2 separate regions of the Homo sapiens genome follow, and region 2 is linked to region 1. A link is an interaction called in ENCODE POLR2A ChIA-PET data of the cell type or tissue named here. Cell type or tissue: MCF 10A. All regions are shown on one strand. Links, peaks and the distances in the headings refer to the core of each region. The heading gives the core; the rest is flanking DNA.

The links. ChIA-PET counts read pairs that join two places held together with the same protein. Peaks named below come from ENCODE experiments on the same cell type or tissue, not always from the same donor. Only the 100,000 strongest peaks of a DNase experiment are listed, where the experiment ranks them.
Region 2: POLR2A ChIA-PET joins it to region 1 with 5 read pairs; 3 of 35 experiments call an interaction of 5 or more read pairs at or near these places.

Annotation. Positions count from the first base shown.
Region 1 is chr17:6,001,752-6,006,142 of GRCh38, forward strand. No RefSeq gene overlaps it. Among named protein-coding and RNA genes, the nearest start is that of WSCD1, 66 kb to the right of the region's middle. In MCF 10A, for the core only: no CTCF peak of the experiment used is centred there; a DNase peak (open chromatin) is centred at 1,650.
Region 2 is chr17:5,922,708-5,927,098 of GRCh38, forward strand. The region is part of intron 3 of LOC339166 (a long non-coding RNA gene); the gene reads left to right. Among named protein-coding and RNA genes, the nearest start is that of WSCD1, 150 kb to the right of the region's middle. In MCF 10A, for the core only: no CTCF peak of the experiment used is centred there; no DNase peak of the experiment used is centred there.

The DNA.
Region 1 (4,391 bases), core at 127-4,126:
AGGACCAATCCTGTGAACAAATGGGCACCAGCGTGCTCCTGTAACCTGGGATATGCTATTAAGAAGCATCCCAAGGCTGGGCATGGTGGCTCACGCCTGTAATCCCAGCACTTTGGGAGGCTGAGGCGGGTGGATCACCTGAGGTCGGGAGTTTGAGACCAGCTTGACCAACATAGAGAAACCCTGTCTCTACTAAAAATACACAAAATTAGCTGGGCGTGGTGGTGCATGCCTGTAATCCCAGCTACTCGGGAGGCTGAGGCAGGAGAATCGCTTGAACCTGGGAGGCGGAGGTTGCAGTGAGCCGAGATTGCGCCATTGCACTCCAGCCTGGGCAACAAGAGTGAAACTCCGTCTCAAACAAAACAAAACAAAACAAAACAAAGAAAGAGAAGCATCCCAGAGTGCCGGGCGTCTTTTTAGGGTGGGGAGGGGCAGACAGTCAGGAAGAGGCTGGTGCTCATAGACCGTGACCCTGGGCCTGCTTGCTCTTTGCCATTCCACATACACTTGGGTTTTTCATTTTCATGGGACTGGGCATTCAGGCCCCGTGTCTAGCCAAAGGCCTGAAGGGTGGTTGTCCTTGAAGTGGTAATTGCTTTAATGGCAAAGGGGTTTGCAGTGTACTTTGTAAAAGCCTCGGCCACAGGAGCGTGGAGGCTGCATGTGACACACACCATTCAGGCCTCTGGCTCTGCCATAAACCACTCCAGCTCCAGGAGTGTAGTAGCGGGGAGCAGGCAGGGGTGCCCAGTCCCAAATGCCATATCAAGATGCACACCTGGAGCTGAGCCCCGGCTGGGCTGCACTCACTGCGTGATCCTGAGTAGGTCACTTGTCTTCCAGGAACCCATCTTCTCATCTGTAAGTTAGCCCTCACATCAAAATCCCAAGAAGATACAAAGGCGGAAAAGTAATCATGAGTGTGAAAGTGTCTCGTAAGGTAGAAAACACTGTCCAGACTTAAGGAGTGGCTGTCAAGTCATTGCCTGACCCACGTAGGCCATTGCCAGGTCGTAGAGAGCACCTGTTGGATCGTCTTGGCCACAGTGGATGAGCCCCTGATTCAACCTGTACCGGTCATGGGGCTTCCCATGGTGTCCACTGCCCTGGTCAGTGTGCTTAGCTCAAGGTTGGGCACTAAAGGTAGGCTGTTTTCCTGGGAATTTGGAAGACATCCTATCCTTGCTCTGGCCATCTCTTTAAAAAAGCAGAATTCAACCCAGCAGTGAGAGAGACCTGTGTTCTGTCTTGGGGTCTGGGGAGCAGAGAAACCAGGCATCTGTGAGAGAGAAAAATTAGGACGGACAGAGAGGAGCACAGAGGAGGGGTGCAGGGAGAGTCCAGGGGGCTTCATTCCTCCTCCAGCTATTTATGTCTTCAGGCCCAGGTGCTTCCTACCTATGGGTTCTCCAGGTTATCCTTGTGTCCTCTCCTTGTATAAACTCCCTCTTTACTCAGGCTGCAGAGGGTCTTCGTTTATTTCAAGGAAAAGTCCTTCTAACTTCTACAGGGCCAAAGCATGCATGTATCATATTAATGTCAATCCTGTGCCAGACCCTTTGTAAAATTAAGTACTTCAAACTTAAAATAATTCAAACTTAAGGCTGTTGGAACATTCCGTTATTCTGAGCCTTGAGAGGAATGTGGCTATGCAGTCTGAGTCATGCAGCAGGCAGCTGCAACTTCTGCCTTTTTGTTTGTTTGTTTTTGAGATGGAGTTTCACTCTTGTTGCCCAGGCTGGAGTGCAATGGCACAATCTCGGCTCACCGCAACCTCCGCCTCCTGGGTTCAAGTGATTCTCTTGCCTCCCAAGTAGCTGGGATTGCAGGCATATGCCACCACGCCCAGCTAATTTTGTATTTTTAGTAGAGATGGGGTTTCTCCATGTTGGTCAGGCTGGTCTCGAATTCCCAACCTCAGGTGATCCACCCGCCTTGGCCTCCCGAAGTGCTGGGATTACAGGTGTGAGCCACCATGTCCGACTTTTTCTTTTTCCTGTAAATAATTAAGACCAAATGGTGCCAGAGATGAAACCATCTCAGATAACTGCCCTTCCTCACGGAGTAATAGTCTTCCTTGGAACGTATTAATAGCAATCTGTAGCGAATCAAATTGCTGTAATGTGTGTACTGCTCTTGTATGGAAATTGCAGTAATTCTGCTAACATCTCTCTGACTCTGCCTATATCAGTAAAACCTTAACTTTTCCACTTTGGAACTCTGACTTCATTCGTTTGAAGTCAGTGTCTTCTGGGCAGCCATCTTCCAGCTTTGTGCTGAAATAAACTCCATACTTAATCATATTTTCTGAATCTCATTATTTAATGTTGACAGCTCTTAAGCGTCTTTAAACTTTTCCATGGATGTTAAATATACGTGCATTAAAGTATGTAAAGTGTATCTCAGGTACACAGCTGGTTAGATTTTGTGTACGCCCATGAAACCACTGGTCAGATCAAGACACAAACATTTTTAGCCTCCAGAAGGTACTTTTCTACCACTTTCTGATCAGTTACAAAATCTCTTCCTTGTTCAATTCCCACCTATGAGTGAGAACATGCAGAACACAGGGACACAGGAAGGGGAGCATCACACACCAGGGCCTGTTGTGGGATGGGGGGAGGGGGGAGGGATAGCATTAGGAGATTCACCTAATGTTAAATGACGAGTTACTGGGTGCAGCACACCAACATGGCACATGTATACATATGTAACTAACCTGCACTTTGTGCACATGTACCCTAAAACTTAAAGTATAATAAAAAAAAAGAAAATGAAATGAATTAAGTTTTAAAAACACAGTAGGCTTTCAATAAATGGTAGCTGTATTTCTTTGGTAGGAAAAAAAAAATCTCTTTCTTGAGGTAACCACTATTCTGACTTATCTAAACAGACATTTTGGGTATGGTTATACATTATCTCACTGGTTCTTTTATATTAAAAAAGCTAATTATAAAATGTTTCAAACATTCAGAAAAGCACAGAAGATAATATGATACCTATGAATCGAATTTCCAGATTTAATAGAATTAAATATTGTTCATATTTGCTTTTCTTTCTTGTCTTGCATATCATATGTCTAGGTGTGGATTTACTTTTTTTAAAAAGAAGTTTTGTTAGTTTCAGATTGAAGAAGTCTGAGGATTCATGTCTTTCATCCGTTATGGAACATTCCAACACATTCTCTCTTCTGTGTTTGTTTATTTTCCCTAACGTTTGTTGAGAACTATAGCACACATATAGAAAGGTCCACAAAAGAAAGAAGTATAGCTCCATATTTTATTGATAATGTATCACAAATTTATCACCCATGAAACTGCTTCCAGGTCGAGAAATAGAGCATTGCCAGCATTCCCAGAAACTGCCCCAAGCTCCTATCCCATCAAAATTAATCATCATTTTTTAATGGCAGTTATTCCCTGGATTTTCTTTATAATTTTACCACTGAAGGATGCATTGCTAATGCCAAGGTTTATTTTTTTCTGCTTGCACATGTCTTTGTTTTTGGTTTCCTGAGCAACTTTTTATCCAACGATCTGTCATTCTTTAAGATCAATTAACCCAGGATCATTAATATCTTTTTTTTTTAGTAAAACTTTCTTTCTGCACTGTTAATATTGTAGTTAATTTATTTAGGGATATGCAGTTTTTAAAAGTAAGATTTTTAACACTGCCACCGACAGTGTAAAAGCATTCTTATTTCTCCACAGCCTCACCAGCATCTGTTGTTTCCTGACTTTTCAATAATTGCCATTCTAAGTGGCTTGAGATGGTATCTCGTTGTGGTTTTGATTTGCATTTCTCTAATGACCAGTGATGATGAGCTTTTTTTCATATGTTTTTTGGCTGCATAAATGTCTTCTTTTGAGAAGTGTCTGTTCATATCCTCCGCCCACTTTTTGTTGGGTTTTTTTTTTTCTTGTGAATTTGTTTAAGTTCCTTATAGATTCTGGATATTAGACCTTCGTCAGATAGGTAGATTGCAAAAATTTTCTCCCATTCTGTAGGTTGCCACATACCAGGGCCTGTCAGGGAGTAGGGGGCCAAGAGGAGGGAGAGAGCATTAGGACAAATACCTAATGCATGTGGGGCTTAAAACCCAGATGACAGATTGATAGGTGCAGCAAACCACCACGGCACGTGTATACCTATGTAACAAACCTGCACATTCTGCACATGTATCCCAGAACTTAAAGTAAAATAAGAAAATATAAAGTAAGCTTTTTATTCTAGAATAGTTTTGTTATTTACAGAGCAAGTGCAAAGATAGTACGGAGAGTTCCTGTAGATCCCCACACTCCATTTCTGTTACTGTTAACACCTTACCTGATGGTACATTTGTCACAATGCGTAAATCAATATTGATTGACACATGATTATTCACTACA
Region 2 (4,391 bases), core at 133-4,132, 79 kb before region 1:
ACAGAAGCACATGTACAAATAGAACGGCGCCCTCCCCCTTGCCAAGACATCACATGGCACAAGAAACAAATGGACCAACACAAGGGAAGGTCCCTGACAGTTTGTCCATTGGCCCTCAGAGGCCGATCTGGAGCAGCTGAGACACCCTTTTCAATCCCCCAGTCTGGCTTGGGTGCCTTCCTCTCTGTCACCTCTCTCTGTCCCTCCTCTTCTTGCAACAAGTCCACTAGGCCTCTCTAGCACATGGTAGAGAATGTGCTACCACCACACCAGGACTGTTGGCTAACTTGTTTGCTTTCCTCTCTTTCCTATCCATTGGATATAAGGTTCTTTTTTTTGTTTGTTTGTTTTTTGAGACAGAGTCTCAGAGTGCAGTGGAGCCATCTTGGGTCACTGCACCCTCCGCCTCCCAGGTTCAACCAATTCTCCTGTCTCAGCCTCCCAAGTAGCTGGGACTACAGAAACAAGCCACCATGCCTGGTGAATTTTTGTATTTTTGGTAGAGATGGGGTTTCACTATATTGGTCAGGCTGGCTCAGACTCCTTTACCTCAGGTGATCGATCCACTCGGCCTCCCAAAATGCTGGGATTACAGGCGTGAGTCACCGCGCCCAGCCACATATAAGGTTCTTGAAGGTAGAGTCTGTGTTCTATGTATCTCTGAGTCTCTGGCACTTTGCAGTGTCTGGGGTATAGGACAGGGTTAGTGTATAACGAATGAATAAATGGATCAAGCTATCCAAATGTGTGTATATTTACAAAAGGAAATGTTCAACCTTCATCACTATCAAAGAAATGCAAATTAAAATGAGATGCAATTTTACACCTATTAAATTAACACAAATTAAGAAATATAATTATGACACCCAGGACTAACACAGTCATGGTCTAGGCATGGCACCCATACATTGCCGGTGGCAGTGTGTAAATTGGGTGCAGCCCCTTTGGAAAACAGTTTGATTGTATGTATCAAGAGTCATTAAAAGGCTGACAGCCTTTGGTGCAGTGATCGCACCCCTAGGAATTTATCCAAAGGTAATTACCAAAAACAAGAAGGACATTTGCTGATGGTCGTTGGAAGTGTCATTTGCCATCACACAAGGCCTTGATTTCAGAACCCAAAATTGGGATACACATTCTGACGCATTGAACTTGAGGATAGCTGGGAAGAATAGCTGCAGAGAACTGGGAACAGGGGCTGACCATGACTGAATTGGGGACGGCAAAGATAGGGAAGTACATTTCCTGACGTCAGGGCTCTGGCAGGCATTGTTCACTCCTGTATCCTCGGCTCCTAGTGGAGTATCTGGTACACAGTAGGGTTAAGTGATATATACCTTAATATATTTAATCATGATATATGTTTTTATTTATTTAGCTAGCACAGATATACATACACTCTGAATAGGATGCTCTGTGGCCATTAAAGTTCATTAATATGCAAACGTGTTTAAGATACAATGTTGTAAAGAATTGATATTTCTTATTCTGCATAAAAAGGATTTATGTGAAGGGAAACGGAGGTGAAGAGAGGTCAAGCGACTTGCTCATGCCACACAGCCCTGAGTGGGGCAACCCTGGCCCAAACCCCAGTCTGTTGGACTTAACCACTGGTCTTTGCTGTCTTCAGAACACCCTGAGTTATTCTACTCTGAGGGCCTGAGCTCTAAGGGTCCTGGGTCCTGAAGTCCTGAGGTCCTGAGGTCCTGAGTTCTGAGATCCTGAGGTCTTGAGGTCTTGAGATCCTGAGGTCTTGCGGTCCTGGATCCTGAGATCTTGAGGTCCTGAGGTACTGGGTCCTGAGATCCTGAGGTCCTGAGGTCCTGGGTCCTGAGGTCCTGAGATCCTGAAGTCCTGGGTCCTGAGATCCTGAGGTCTTGAGGTCCTGGGTCCTCAGGCCCTGAGTTCTTGAAGTTCTGAGGTCCTGAGGTCTTGAGGTCCCAAAGTCCTGAGATCTTGAGGTCCTGGGTCCTGGATCCTGAGGTTCTGAAGTCCTGTGTTCTGAGGGTCCCATGGCCTGAGGTCCTGAGATCCTGAGATCCTTAGATCCTGTGGTCATGGGTCCTGAGTCCTGAGGTGAAAAGCACTGTTGGGGTGTCTGCTGGAGAAGAGATATTTTCCCATGAGAGTTCCCTTCCTTTGCGAATCCTTAATAATCCGAGCTCCTTTGTAGACATAAACACACTAGCCTTTCTTAATGATGTATGCATTTCATTGTGATGGGTAAGGTACAGATTTACTTTTGAAAGGTGAATAAATTTGCTTTTTGTTTTTTCAAGTATGCATTTTCTCAGAGAAAAGATGCTAAAAGGTTGACTACAATTTTGCAAGCGTCCAAGGGATTTTTTGTTGGTACAATAAAATCCTCACGGTGAAAATGTAGAGAATGCAGATTGAGTGCACTGAACCCAAGGGTGCAGGGGCTGGGGTTACAAGGAGGGAGCAGGAATGTCCCAAGGGGACCCTTCCATGCAGGGTGAGATACTGGGGTCCCGGTCCTGGGACCAGAGAGCTTCTCCTGGCTGACTGTCCCTCTTGCCTGGAGTCCCGCAGGTGCTGGTGGGGAGAGTTGGAAAGGCACTCCCATTAGACCTGATTTTCTGTTTTCTGCTTCTGTCAGTGTCTCTGAGGGAGACTTACCTAGGGCTAGTGGGGCTTTGGACTTAAGAGAGTTTTGCTTCTGATTTGGGAAGAAAGCAGGACTCTCCCTTCTCCCTAAGCCCACCTCATGACCACAGAGTCTCATAGAGTTGTGGAGGAGAGGGTCCTGGGCACGCTGACTCCTGATACTGGGAGATGTGAGTCATGCCCCACCTCGCTTGAATCAATGTCTTTTTTTAGAATTTAAAATATTAAAAAAACTTGGAAATAATTTTAGATTTACAACAAGGTTTCAAAAATAGTACTGAGTCCCTTTGTACCTTTACCCAGCTTCTCCAAGTGTTATCGTCTTCCATACTCACAGTATCATGATCACGACCAGGAATTTAGCATCGATATGATAATCTAACTAATCTGTTCATATTTTGCCAATTGCCTACATTGTGTTTCGTTGTCAAAGTTTCTTGTTTCCTTCAGTCTGAGATAGTCCTCAGTCTATCTTTTATGGTTTGGAAACTTTTGAAGAATACTGGCCATCTGTTCGGCAGGCTGTCTCCTCACTGTGGTTTGCCTGATGTTTGCTCACGATTACATTGAGGATTGCCTTTTTGCAAGAATCCTGCAGAAGTGATGCTGTGTCCTCAGTATAGCCTATCAGGAGACACGCAAAGTCAGTTCATCTTGGTTAAAGTGGTGTCCGCCTGGTTTTTACACTCGTCTCTACTCTCTCTTTTTTTCCTTTGAGACAGGGTTTTGCTCTGTTGCCCAGGCTGGGGTGCAGTGGCACAATTACCATCACCACGTGCTTTAGCCTTGACCTTTCAGACTCAAGTGATCCTCCCACCTCAGCCTCCCAAGCAGCTGAGATTACAGGAACATGCCACCATGCCTGGCTAATTTTTTATTTTTTGTAGAGACGGGGTAACCCTAGGTTGCTTGAGCTTGTCTTGAACTCCTGGGCTCAAGTGATTCTCCCAGCTCAGTCTCACAAAATGCTGGGATTACAGGTGTGAGCCACCTCACCCGGCCTCTTCCTTTCTTTACCTGTGTAATCCCTCTTCACTGGCTGGGCGCGCAGTGGCTCACGCCTGTAATCTCAGTACTTTGGGAGGCTGAGGCAGGTGGATCACCAGGTCAGGAGTTCAAGACCAGCCTGGCCAAGATAGTGAAACCCCGTCTCTACTAAAAATACAAAAATTAGCTGGGCATGGTGGTGGGCACCTGTAATCCCAGCTACTAGGGAGGCTGAGGCAGAGAATTACTTGAACCCGGGAGGCGGAGGTTGCAGTGAGCCGAGACCGTGTCACTGCACTCCAGCCTGGGCAACAAAGCGAGACTCTATTTCAAAACAAAAACAAAAACAAAAAAGACTTTCAGCTCCCCTTGTTTATCCTCACTTTATAGTGGGTGGCACAGAGTCTCAGAAAGGTGAGGAAAGCTGCCCAAGGTCACACAGCCAGGACATGGTCTGCTCCCAAGTCCATGTTTTTCCCTCGTTCTCCAAGATCAAGTCTTGCTCAAAGTCACTGAGAATTTCACTCTGCTGGGACACAAGCCCAAACTCCTGTGCCACCTCCCTGGAGAGTTGGGAACCAAGGAAATAATGAACATAAAATGTATATAGCGCTTTATAATTGACAAGACTGTCCATCTTTATGGCAGACACCTGAGTCAGGTGGCGCTATCTTCATTTCGTAGAAGATGAAGCTGAGGGTGAGGGAGTTTGTGTGTCCTGCTCAAAGTCTCAGCCTGTTTGTGGCAGACCTGCAATTTTAACCCATGTTGTTCCA